Linked DNA regions of Homo sapiens: region 1 is linked to region 2. The links are chromatin contacts, found by Hi-C or POLR2A ChIA-PET in ENCODE. All regions are on one chromosome and are shown on one strand. The core of a region is the stretch at or near the end of the contact, and the rest is flanking DNA. Distances in the headings are between cores, read along the strand shown.

Region 1 (6,689 bases), core at 1-2,500, 820 kb before region 2:
ATGGGCGCTGCTGGTGAGACAAAAGATTCTTTCAATTTTTGAGATTCAGAACATAGCACCTGCTGTCTGGCAGAATAAGAAGAGGACAATGGCAGGAGGACAGTACAGACCAAACCCCAAGCAGAGAAAATAGAAGGATCCACTTTAAGAACTTTCTGATGAGCTCGTTTCAATCTTTCTCCTACTCAGTCTCAATTTTCCACAGCAAGAGTACCTGTCTGCAGAAACCATGGGTTATGTGTAATAACCTCCTGCAGAAGCTTAATGTTTGAGAACTAACCCGAGCACCAGATTGTTTAAGTAAAACTTTAAGCAGCTGCACATAATGTTGCTCCTCAACAGACAGATTCTGCCCCATGTTACCCTGATTCAGAAACCTCCCGCTCCCGATACCTTCTCAGGGAACTGACCTTATATTCTCCGCCGGCAGACTCTCCCGTCCAGGGGTTCGTAGTTCGTCTGATCAGTTTCACTTTCTCTGCTCTGGCAGACCTTCCTCGTTCAGGTCCCTGGTCGGGCACCACTTGTCACGGTTGCTTCTGGACCAAACGAAGGAGAACGAAGGCAGAAATGAAGACAAAGACAAAAGGATCTGTTTGAAAGAAGGGGTCAGGGGGCTCCTAGATTCTAGGGAACAGGGCCCTGAGCTTTTACAGCCCTTCATATTTGTTAGGTAGACTGAATAGGGAGGAAAGGGTAACTGACGGTCAGCTATTTGATTTAACACAGGCCCACATGACTGCTTTCTTTGTTCAGCAGGTTCCAGATGTTCCTGTAGATAACCTCAAGGAGCAGGGGACCTGGGACATGACTGCCCCCAGCATTCCTTCTGGCGGCAGACGCAGTTTGTCAGTTTACCAACATCCTGCTTTCATGAGAACAGTTTGCGGTTTGCTCATAGAGCCTCCAGTGGTATAATGAGTTGGTCACGACCCTCATTCCTTCTGCCTCCAACACAGAATGCTCCCCTCCCACGGGCGCATAAGCGGTGACACCCGGCAGGACATGGCAGGTCGCGCCCTCACGCACCGCGCGCCTCTCTGCCCGCGCCGACCCGGGGTCGCGTTCCCCTCACAGGTCCCACCCGTCCACTCATTCACTCCCACCATCAGCACACTTAGGCCACGGGCGCCTCTCCATCCCTCACAATCACCCTCGCCTCTCCTCCACACACCACTCACCACTGTGGCAGCCTCCTCAGAGAGCCTAGCCGCCCGATAGTCCGCGCGCCCGTGAGCGTCTTACACACTGCCGCCGGCACTTCCGGTACGCACTTCCGCCTGGTGGCCAGCGGCCGCCCAGGACCTCACCTCCCAGAAGGCCCTTCGCCTTCCTGCCTGGAAACGGCCATGCACGGGATACAAGGCCTTCTGGGAAATGGAGTTCACAGCGCTGCGGGGCCGGAAGGGGAGCGTGGGAGCTGCGGATCGTCAGAACCTCTCGGTTCTGCGCAGGCAGCGCACCGGAAGGGAAGTATATTGACATCCATGGTTTTATATGTTCTTTGAAATATACAGCGTATGTACTTTTTTCTTTCTCTACGCGCACACATGTACACACATAGATATAAAAGTATATCGTTTGGAGATATTTTTCCCCCCTGAACCTTGTATATCCTTAAGCAGATGTCCCCTAAGAACACGTACATTCTTCAACTCACCCAAGTAACGACATTGAAGCCTGTACCCAATCCCCAGCCCATATGCTAATTTCTCCAGTTGTCCCAATGTCTTACGTAGTTTTCGTCTTTTATTCAAGCACAAACTAAACACGCATTACACTCTACTGTCTCATTTCAAGTTGCTTTCAATCTAGAATGGATCCTGTTGTTTCTTTATAATGATCTTGGCAGTTTTCATGTATCCAAGCGAGTTTTCCAAAATGCCCTCCAATTTAGGCTTGTCCGTATAGAGTATAAAACAATCATAATATAATTTTACAGGTTTTCTTCCACTGACCCTGCACATTTCTCCACTAAACATTTTTTGAAAACTTTCTGAAACATGGCTAGTATTACACCGTATGAATGCCATTTCTTTATCCCCCACCTCCAGCCATTTAGCTAGAAATTGAGCAACAGGTGTATGCAGTCCCTGTACATTCCTATTTCTGTATGTCCAGGAGACTCTCTGATAACAGGCAGGCCCTGCATGATGCAAATCACCTTAATCGAGGGAGGTGCCGGGGTACAGTGTGGGACATGATAATTCCATCTACACGCAGAAGGCCTGTATGACCTAGTGGAGGAGGCTCCCAATGTGCATACTGACTCGGGTTACACCTCCCTACTCCTACCACAGTCAGATCATCACAGGGGGACTTTAAAAATTCTATCAGCTCTGGGCCGGGCATGGTGGCTCACGCCTGTAATCCCAGCACTTTGGGAGGCCACAGTGGGAGAACCACTAAAGCCCAGGAATTCGAGACCAACCTGGGCAACACAGTGAGTCCCTGTTGCTATAAATGAAAAATTTTTTTAATTAAAAAAATTTACATCTAAATAGCTATACATGACTAGTGGCTACCATGTTGTACAGTGCATTCTGGAAGATGTCCATGTTGGATCTCCTTACAAAAGACCTATGGGAGACTGCTTTTCAGACTGGATGCTGATTTCTTCCCAGTTACCCATTGCAGAAACAACTTGAATACCTTGGAGGACATGAAGATAACACTGGAAATGGGGGACTTGGCTATTGGCTAAAACTTGTATGTAGGGGGCTCTCATAATTGGGGCTCATTGATACAGGAAATTTAACAAAGTAACTTGGAAATGTATGTGTGCGCTACAGCCACCCTCCAGGGACCTTTATCTTGTATCTTTGGTATCATCGAGTTGAAGCTGTTTTACACTCAACTGTTTCTGTCAACTGAACACACACACACACACGAGTATATATAGAACAAGTATGAATATGACCAAGACACACACTCTCTGCTCATGTGAACACTGTATGGGGGATGCAGACAGTAAACAATGAAAGAAATTATCAAACTTACTTTAATTTGAAACAGTTAAGATTTTTGTTTAAATTTATTTTTTGAACTGGTAATAATTTTACATGTTTCAAAATTCCAAAAATATAAAATGATAAAGAGTGAAAATTATTCCTCATCACTGTCCTCCCAATTCTTCTGGCCAACCAGTATGCCACTTTTACCCTTTCAGAGATTATGTGTGTACATATAAACAAATGTTTCTTATTTATTTATTTATTTTTGAGATGGAGTTTCGCTCTTGTTGCCCAAGCTGGAGTGCAATGGCACAATATTGGCTCACTGCAACCTCCACTTCCTGGGTTCAAGCGATTCTCCTGCCTTAGCCTACGGAGTAGCTGGGATTAGAAGTGTGCACCACCACACCCAGCTTTTGTATTTTTAGTAGAGATGGGGTTTCACCGTGTTGGTCAGGCTGGTCTTGAACTCCGGACCTCAGGTGATCCACCCGCCTCGGCCTCCCAAAGTGCTGGGATTACAGGCGTGAGTCACCTTGCCTAGCCTGTTTCTTCTTTACATAAATGGAAACATACTCTACAGTTTGACACCTTGCTTTTATCTACTTAACTATCTTAGAGCTCTTTCTCACATTAGTATAGTTTGAGGATCCCTAATTCAAAAATCTGAAATCTGAAACACTTCTGGTCCTGAGCATTTTGGATAAGGGATACTCAACCTGTATATAAAGAGTCTTCATTTTTAAGGCTATGATCTCCATTCCACCATAAATGACTTAGCCAGTTCCCCATGGTGGACATGGAGGGTTGTTTCCAAATTCTGACTTTTAAAATCAATAGCATAATGAAAACCATGTACAAACAGTCTGCACACATACAAATATATGTGTAGGATTTATTCCCAGCAAGTTTGCTTAGACAAAGGGTTTATGTATGTGTAATTTAGATAGTGGCTGATAAACTGCCCTCCACAGAAGTTGTATCAATTCACATTCCCACTGTAAATGTATAAGAACCCCTCCAATGCCCCCTTTGAGAAAACTCAAGGCTGGTAAAATACTGGGTGGAGAGCACATTGTTACAATCCTCCTGAAAGTTAATTTAAAGAGCTACATGAAATTCATAGAGAAAATCCTCAAAATAGAGTAAGCACATGTTACAAGACAACTAGAAGGGATTCCAAATTTCTAAACACAAGATAACTATACACATATATATTCCTCTGTGTGTATGTAAAATTTAGTGTACACTATGTATGTGTAGACACACGTGTATATTTTAAGAAAAAGCTGCAAGGAAAATTAGTAAAATCCTAATGGTAAGGACCATCTATGGATGGCTAAAGTATGAGGAATTTTACACAAGTTTTCATTTTTTTTTTACTTTTATGCATTTTCCAAGTTTTGCTACAAAGAACTCGCATTACTTTTATGAACAGAAAAAAACATGTCTTTTCCCTAGTTAACAGTAATTTCCACGGAGGAGTTTCTTATCTGTTTCAAAATATCTACAAGGAAATCAGTAGGAATATCATGCTTAGAAAATGTGAACTGAAATGAGAAACAGAAAATATGCAAAGATCTGAAACACTTCTGGTCCCAAGCATTTCGATAAGGAATATTCAAGCTGTATATAGAGTCTTCATTTTTAATGAATTTTTATGATCACCATTCCACCATAAATGACTTAGCCAGTTCCCCATGGTGGACATGGAGGTTCTTTCCAAATTTTTACTTTTAAAATCAATAGCATAATGAAAACCATGTAGCCTGCACACATATAAATATATATGTAGGATTCATTCCCAGCAGGTTTGGTGAGACAAAGGGTTTATGTATTTGTAATTTAGTGACTGATAAACTGCCCTTCATAGAAGATGTATAAGAACCTTCCCACACCCCCTTTGAGAACTCAAGGCTTGTTGAGTTCCAGTTGATTGCTTCATCCCAGCTTACCACCCTGTGGGGCTGCTATAACCTCAGCCAACCCCATGCCCCCTCAGAGAAGTATCAACTGTGACCCCTTCAGGACTGGCCATTTTGGGGGCCAAGGTGGAGGGAATGAGGCAATCACAGGCCTGACTTCCAGAGCTGTCTAGAACCATGCTGTCATTTTTGGTCCCACTGCTTCAGAGGGGAGGAGCTTTCCTGTCTGGATTCCCAAGCCTGTGCCCCAAACTGCTGGTGGAGCAGAAAGGAGGAATGATCCAGAATAGGGTTTTGGTACCAGACTGTTTGGTTCACACTCTGGCTGGGCCACTTGGTAGCACATTACTTCTCCTCTTAGGGCCATCCTGCACTGTTGGTGGCAGTGGGGATGAAGTAAGCAAATCCGAAATGTTTACATGGCAAAATCAACAGGACCTCTAACTCCATGGAGTGGGGAAGGGGAGAGGTCAAGAAGACTGGTTTTCTGGCTTCCATGATGGGATGGCAAGTGGAAACAGCCTCCAGGAAAGGGATCAGGGAAGCAGAGACTAGTCTGGGTGGAAAATGAGTTTTGTTTGGGGTAGGCTGGGTTTGGGGAGCTTTCGGCACACCTCGGGGAGTTGCCCAGTAGCACACAGCAGTTGTTTGGGTCTGAAGCCCAAATCTCAGAAGCACCAGACTGATTTGGTGGTGAGCAGCACAAAGCTAGGGATGTAGATGACACCTGGGGAGGGCGTGGAGCACAAGGTGGACTCTAGGACCCCAGCATTTAGGAAGGGTGACGGGAGGTTGAGAAGTCCCTGAAGAGTTAGAAGGAACCCCACAATGCAAGGAGATGGAGCTCTGCAAAGAGGTTAGCAGGCTTCACAGTCCTGGGGATGAAGAGAGACGACACCAGAGGTAGTACCTTGGACAGTGGTTGCAGTGGGTTCTGTGAAGCAGTGGGGGCGGACAGCAGGTCTGAGGTGTGAGCTGCCACCAAGGGAATAGGGAGCACAAGCGATTCTCCCAAGAGCTTGAAGGAGAAAAGCAGCAGATACGGCTAGCTGCCTCCATCATCCACCAAGGGAATAGGGAGCACAAGCAATTCTCCCAAGAGCTTGAAGAGAAAAGCAGCAGCTACGGCTAGCTGCCTCCATCATCCACTTCCCAGGACTTTTCTCTCCCACCTGTCTCCACCACAGAGGTTAGAAAGGTAAATACGAGGTTTCTAAGCCCCGTTGTTATTAGGGGTGGCCCCCTGACCCATCTGTGGCCAGTGAGACTAAGGGGGGCATGTGCTGCAGGCTTCTGGGAATGTTTTTCCTTTAAACACCATCAGCGGTAAGTGTTGGCCTGCCCATTCCCCCTTCTTTCAGTCTTCACTGTGGATGCAATGGCTGGAGCCATAGGAGTCTCCTCATGACCACAATGGAAAGGTTGAGAGATTGCAGAAAACATCGACTGTGACACAGCTGAGCCACTGAAAAGACAGCCTTTGAACAAAGCCTCATCTGTTTAAGCCATGGTCAGCTGGGTGCTGACATCAAATTCTAACTCCACCACTTCCTAGCTTGGGCTGGTTACTTTTGTTCTAGTTACCACTAACTTTTGTCCTGTGCCAAATTTTGCCTATCTATAAAATGGTACTAACTCACAGAACTATTATTGTGGCAGTGTCGGAGGGTGCAGCATTTAGCTATGCGAATGGAGGTTATCTAAGGAGACAGAAGTGGCGCAGTCCAAGGTAGGAGGCCAGAGTTGCTGTGAAAAGTGAGAGCTGACACGGCAACGTTTTGAGGACAACCCCGAAGAGGTAAGTGCAGAG
Region 2 (6,895 bases), core at 2,717-5,216:
TACTGGAGAAGGAATGAGTGCCCACAGTTCAGCTTTGGGAAGAACAGACCTCTCCCTAGGAAAAGGAGGAAAAGCCGAGCCCAGCTCAGGATGCTGGGGTGGGGTGTGAGAACCTTACCCAGAGAGGCCAGAAGTGTAAAGTTCTCCAGCATCACATTGCGGTAGAGGAGCCTCTGAGCGTCATCAAGCAATCTCCATTCCTCCTGGGAGAAGTAGACAGCCACATCCTCAAAGGTCACATAGCCCTGCTAAGATGGACAGAGTAGAGTTTATCTGCAGCCTCCTTACTGGGAAATTTAGGCATCTGCCTAAACATCCACCCCTGCTCACCCTCTTCCTTAATCCCCATCTCAGAGGAGAGACCCTGCCCCAGAGCCACTGATGCCCACTCTCTCCTCATGCTCCCACTGAGCAACAATAGGCAGGTAGGCAGATAAAGTCCATCTCAGCTCTGGGCATGGTATGCAGAGTCCTACTCTTCTCTTGCCAGACAATTTACCTTGGATCCCCTAGACTGTGTTTCTCAAATACAATCAAATTTGTGTCAGTGTTCTCCCTGAAGCCCCCAGTACAAGGTCCTGGGGACATCTGTTTACACTTATTAGAATGTGCACATACTTTGTACCACAACCACTACCCTCTACATCACCTCATGTGCTTCCCCTAGTGTCACCACATGCCAGTCTACACATGGCATCCAGAGGGCACTTACCAAATGCAATCAGAACTCCGTGCCATCCCAGACCCCCAATGGCACTGACTGCCAGGGCCAATCCTCAGCCCCACTTTGAAGGCCTCCCTCCTTGGCTCTTTTTCTTGCTTCATCTTTAGCTACTTGGAATTGCACACATATCAGGACACCTCAGCTCAGCTCCTCAGCCAATCACTTCATGTTGGCCTTATACCCGCTGATGCTTCCCCCAGACATAATGGAGATCTGAGGTTGTCTAAGCATTCCCAGCTCAACCTTACCTCCATGTATTTTCTAATGTTGATCACTATGCCTTCTAAACCTCCTGTCATTGGTTGCCAGAAATGAGAACCTCTCCATAGAATACATAGTCTGGGTTGGGCACGGTGGCTCACGCCTGTAATCCCAGCACTTTAGGAGGCCAAGGCGGGCGGATCATCTGAGGTCAGGAGTTTGAGACCAACCTAACCAACGTGGAGAAACCTCTCTACCAAAAATCCAAAATTAGCTGGTGTGGTGGCGCATGCCTGTAATCCCAGCTACTCGGGAGGCTCAGACAGGAGAATTGCTTGAACCCAGGAGCCAGAAGTTGCAGTGAGCCGAGATCGCGCCTTTGCACTCCAGCCTGGGCAACAAGAGCAAAACTCTGTCTTAAAAGAAAATAATAAAAATAATATATAGTCTGGACTCAGGGCCCTGACTGTGTGTGACCATCTTCCAGGGAACTCAAATGGAAGGGTAGGGAGAATAGCCAGCAAGGAGCCTCAAGACACCATAATTCTGAAGACCATGTAGGTAGGAGTGCAGGAGTGTGAGGACCTGAGACATCCTCCACTTACCTCCTCATGGTCTGTAAGCAAGTCTGCAGCCACAGGAACCTATGGAAAATCAAGACTATGAGAACCAGACAGTGATGTTGCCAAAGGATCATCCAAGCCCACTCGTCTAGCCTGGAGTCAGGTGTGCCTGACTATCTACAATCTGGGCTTTGGTTCTTAGTGATGCCTCTTACCTGTTGTGTGCCCTTGGAAAAGTGCTCAACTTCCCTGTGCCTTGGTGTTGCCATCTGCAACATGGCAATAATAATGGTATTTACTCAATAGGACGATTGTTTGTATCAAACTCATTCTTATGTGTCTAGGACTAAGTATCAACTCTTACTGTACACATAATTAATGCTTCTGTCAACATTTTCAGCGCAAATAAACTGGTAGGTTTTCAAAATGTGGGTTTCTGGCTAGGCGCAGTGGCTCACACCTGTAATCCCAATGCTTTGGGAGGCCGAGGTGGGCAGATCGTCTAAGGTCAGGAGTTTGAGACCAGCCTGGCTAACATGGTGAAACCTCGTCTCTACTAAAAATATAAAAATTAGCTGAGCGTGGTGGTGCATGCCTGTAATCCCAGCTACTCAGGAGGCTGAGGCAGGGGAATCGCTTGAACCAGGGAGGCAGAGGTTGCAGTGAGCAGAGATTGCACCATTGCAGTTTAGCCTGGGCAACAAAAGCGAAACTCTGTCTCAAAAAAAAAAAAAAAAAAAAAAGAAAGAAAGAAAGAAAAAGAAAATATGGGTTTCTTAAACTTACTTTTAAATTAAGAATGTGATACTTAAGGTGCTTTATTTTAATCAAATACTTTCCAGTATACTAACTTTACAACCAATTATGAAGTGCTTACATCAGTTTAACTTAATAAATCCGTGTTGTTTTATTTGCCCCTGTGTGTATATGAACTATGATCAATTAGTGCTTAAATACTTACCTCATAAATTCACAAGTTAATAAACTGGGACCTGGGTCTGAGAAACCTGAGCACATACCATTCCTTTTGGCAACCTGGCTGCCTGCTATATACTCCCCTGAAGACCATCCTGCTGAGAGCCCTTCTACTGGAGCAGTTGATCATCCCTCCTGTGCTGACGGCTAGGGAAACTTAGGCACCAAAGGGGCTGCTCCAGCAGCCTGGCTGACGTTTCCTTTTGTCCATACGGACTGTACATGAGGAACTGCTGAGCCTGGAGTGGCAAACCTATATACTACTCAACACTGCAGTCTCCATGCAGTCCTGGGTCTTCATACTCTATAACCCTCCATTCCGGCAGACACCAGACAGAACCACTTCTGACCACAAAACTCCATGCTATAGAGGCAGCCCCGTCCTACAGGGCCATCTCTCCCTTCTCTCACCTTAGGGCCCATCTGAAAGGGAACCTTAAGATTCTCCCTCCTAAATAGGAGCCCCAGGACTTACCCTAGTCCAGGCCTCTACCCAACCAGCCCATATCTACCATATCTCCAGCCCAGATCCCTCCCCAAACTTCCAGATGTGAGTGGGCAAGCTGCCCATGTGGACACGACACCTCCACTCTGGGTCATCTCAGGATTACCATGTCCAAAACCTACTCCCTGCACAGCCTTACCCATCTCCATCCTTCCTGATATTCAGGAACAAACAAACAAAAATACAAATAAAAATCCAGAATGGCTCTTCATTCCCTTTCTTTCAGTCACATCTGATGCAACAGGAATTCCTGTCTGTTCAGTTTTTGATATCCATCCAAGATCTGATCACTTCCCCTCCTCTGTGGCCCAGTCCCAGTAGACTCTCCACTAGTCTACTGAATTTACCTACTCACAGGTCTGTCTTCACCCGCCTCACCCCCACCCCAGTCTGTTTTGACTTGAAGGGCCTTTGGCAAACTTTGAGAAACAGATCTTGTCACTCTTCTGTCTCCAGCCCTCCGCGGCCACTGTGGCCCCCTCAGGATGAAAGCGCAGCTGCTCGGGCTGTCGCTCGACACGCGCCTCGTCCCTTCCCAAGCTGCCCACTACAGACACCAGGAGGCCTCAGGTTCGGGACTCGCTGAATGCGCCTCACATCTTTGCGAGCCGGGCCCCTTGCCCTCCATTGCCACCCCATCACACTGCGTGTCAGAAACGGGACGCCGCGCACGAACGCCCCACAGTTCTGCACCCGGGGACCTGAGCAGGCGGCCCTCACAGGGCTTTAGGATTCGGGGGAGGCCAGGAGGACGCGGCGCTCACCTGAGCGGGGTCCCTCAGGGCGGCCGCCGCCATCGGAGCCTGTGAGTAGAGCTGGAGGGGAGACAATGACCGAGGAAAGGGCCCGGGCCACCCTGGGCGCCGCCACCGAGCCTCAGACCCGCCTCTGAGCGGCGAGAACAGCGTGAGTCGCCACCGTGCCTTCCGGCGCTGGTCGCCTCAGCGCACAACCAGCTTCTCGCAGGTTAGTTCACCTGAGTCGCGAAAGTGAATACCAAACGAGACGCCGGAAGTCCCGCCCATTGCGTGTCGCACGCTCGGGCAGACCTCTTTTCATTGGTCAGGGATCGCCGCCTCGCGGCGCTGCGCCTTTTGGGCAATGTAGTTCCCGTGCCTCCAAACTTCCAGGAAGTGGGCATAACTTCGGAGATGGAGATTGGAGATGATAGATGATGATGGAGATGGAGACGGAGATGGAGATGATGATGGAGATGGAGATAACGGAATAGGAGATGGAGGAGAAATTAGGGTTGAGAACTTCTCTCGGACTCATCCAGAAACTGCTGTTTTTGGAGATGGGCCTGGATTTCAGTTTCCTGCAGCTGATACCCCAATCTTTCCTTCTTTTGAAGGAATTGAAGAGGATCTTCAGGGCCACAGTAAAGAGGTTTCTCTGGGAAGAGCCACGTATAGATCCCCAAATTTCCTTTGACAAAAGGACACCCAATATTAAAATTAACGGTGGCCAAGCAATGCCTGATGTATGACAATAAGAAAAGGCTCTGAATTCTGGATGTAGGTGATGAGAGAGTATGGGAGCCCAAGGATTTACTTTCCTCCTTTATCCCATGCTCATTTGTGCTCCTTCCTTCCTCAAAGACCCAACATTGGTGTACAGGCACAACAATAGGCGGCAAACCCATGAGGCAACTCCCCCTCCATTTCTCTCCTTCATCCCTTTATGCTCCATGTTCCCACTGCTCTTCCATTTCCAAATATAAAGCCAGTTCCTCACAGGTGGGTAGAATGCTAGACTGTTGTTTACAACACACAACTATTGATAAAAAAAAGATGTCAACCCTTTATTATGTGTAGTCCCACTACATCCATTCCCATTGAATCTAGTCCCCTCGTGTCAATCTAATTTCCCTACTTCTTTTCCTGCCCCTTCCATCTGTTGGCTGAATAATGATCAATTTCAACACAGCATTGGAGTGACTTATGAGGACAAGAGAAAATGAAGCCCTCCCTCCTTCTTGGAGCTTTCTGGAACTGGGTGTTCAGTACTACTTGACTCTGAAAAGGAGGAGGGGAGTCAATATTGGGATTGAGAACATGGTAGAATAGAGAGAGACACAAGCTCTTTACCCCTTCCATGGCAGCTATGGCATTAGTTATTTCAGTTAGACCATTATGTGGCATATGGAAGGGAGGGGAGGAGGAGAGTGAGGAGAGATGAGTCCATGACAGGAGTGGGACAATATGTAAATAATATCCTCCTTCTGAAACCAAGCACAGGAATAAATGTTTCACTTCCTTGAGAACATCTATTAGAAGAGCAGATTCTGGATTAATCATCTAATAGATTATGGAAATTAGCTTACCATCATGACAGGAACCTTTGTGGACAAACCTAAAAAACATATTATAGAATCTAGTCACCCATACAGTGTAAAATGTATAGAAAATTCAGAATCTGGAAATAAGAAACAGTATATCATTTAGGAAAATATATGTATGTAGTAAAACTATAAAGACATTTATAGAATGATTATCAAAATGATTAACAAAAATGTCATGCAAATGTTAGCTTAATGGGGTGTATCAGGCATGTGAGGTGATGTGAAAAGAAAGGATGCCTAGGAACTATATTTTTTAGCCAGGCGTGGGGGCAGGTGACTGTGATCCCAGCTACTCAGGAGGCTGAGGCAGAAGATCACTTGAACCTAGGAGGGAGAGGTTGCAGTGAGCTGAGACTGTGCCACTGCACTCCGGCCTGGGTGACAGAGCAAGACTCTGTCTCAAAAAAATAAATTAAAAAAAAAAAGAAAGAAACTATGTTTTATCACTACTGGTTGTTTCACAGATGTGGTTTTAATTAAAAAACAAACTATACCTCTTTTGAAAGTTGTAGTGAATTGTGTGATAGTTTTGAAATAAAGAGTATATGTAGACATTTTAATTTTATCACAGGAAGAGACAACCCACTAAAGCAGGCTCATATGTAGAATTGCAAATAACATGACTGGTGAGGACCAAGTAGACTATCTAATTATTTGGTTTAGGTAAAATCATTATCTACATAAGAAATTCACTTATATCTCATTGAATTCACAAAAAAATCCCATGAAGCTATTTTATTTTTTAAAAGCAACATATGCCGGGTCTATATGTTTTCTCTCTAACTTCTGGAATCTATTTTTATTTCCAACCTTTAGGAATATTTACATGTCTATAAGGAGTGTGAACATCAAAGTTTGAGTCCAAGACTCTACCTTTGGCCATATCTCCTTCAGGGCTAGCAAGCACATTCCTCTGTGTTTGGGAAGTCTAACCCATCCAAGATGGCATGAAAAGCAGATGCACCTCAGGGTCTAATCACAAGTCAACCCTCAACACATGAGCAGCTGCAGGGAATGAGGGAAGGCTGAGGGCTGTAACCAACTAAACAAATTTTGATGACATCTCCTGCCCTCCCCAAGGTTAGAGCTTAACGGAAGAAGTCACCACCCAGCAGCTCTGGAAACTCTGGACTTCCATGGAGATGGCTACCTGGTCCTCAGACACTTGAAGTCTGGTCGCCTCAGCTAGAGAGCCAAGACTAACCCATCTGAACTATCCTTATAAGGAAAAGTAGGCAGGGAGATGAGGCCACAGGATGGGAAAATATAACCATTTCCTCAACGAGGAAGGAGACTAATATTTCAGAAGAGCAGTTCTGCTCTACAACAGGTAAGCAGCCCTATGTCCTGTTATTGCCCAAACATAGTCTTATGCTCAAAGACACCATCCCAGCAGATGTTGGCTTGGTGATTATAAACTCTTCGGAAGCTCCAGTGGAACTGAGGAACCACGATCACCAACTACTCAAGAGTACAGCTATTCCTAACCACTACAATCATCTACTCTTCCATAGATACCACATCTTTGAGACTTACCTGGATGTCCTTGCTCTGCTGAACACTGACTCACCAGAAAATGACTG

The links. A loop is a pair of places that touch in the nucleus more often than their neighbours do. ChIA-PET counts read pairs that join two places held with the same protein, here RNA polymerase II (POLR2A). Pooled maps may share reads with other maps.
Region 1: a pooled map shows a loop between it and region 2 (4-fold over the local background). The contact joins the promoter of ERVK3-1 here to the promoter of ZNF419 in region 2. A Hi-C loop is called at or near these places in 1 of 168 maps with a recorded cell type or tissue (naive thymus-derived CD4-positive, alpha-beta T cell) and 8 of 50 pooled maps. POLR2A ChIA-PET finds 5 or more read pairs at or near these places in 2 of 52 experiments (A549 and activated B cell).

What each region holds. Positions count from the first base shown.
Region 1 is chr19:58,299,938-58,306,626 of GRCh38, reverse strand. ERVK3-1 (endogenous retrovirus group K3 member 1) reads right to left here and starts at 1,250. Exons shown (of 4, transcript NM_001396080.1): 1 at 1,182-1,250; 2 at 411-539. ZNF8-ERVK3-1 (ZNF8-ERVK3-1 readthrough (NMD candidate)) reads right to left here. Exons shown (of 7, transcript NR_144447.1): 5 at 411-539. ZNF8 (zinc finger protein 8) reads right to left here. Exons shown (of 4, transcript NM_021089.3): 4 at 3,836-6,689. RefSeq lists enhancers at 544-1,044, 1,259-1,528.
Region 2 is chr19:57,484,821-57,491,715 of GRCh38, reverse strand. ZNF419 (zinc finger protein 419) reads right to left here and starts at 3,966. Exons shown (of 5, transcript NM_024691.4): 1 at 3,733-3,966; 2 at 1,531-1,569; 3 at 119-245. The coding sequence starts at 3,765. RefSeq lists an enhancer at 3,678-4,178.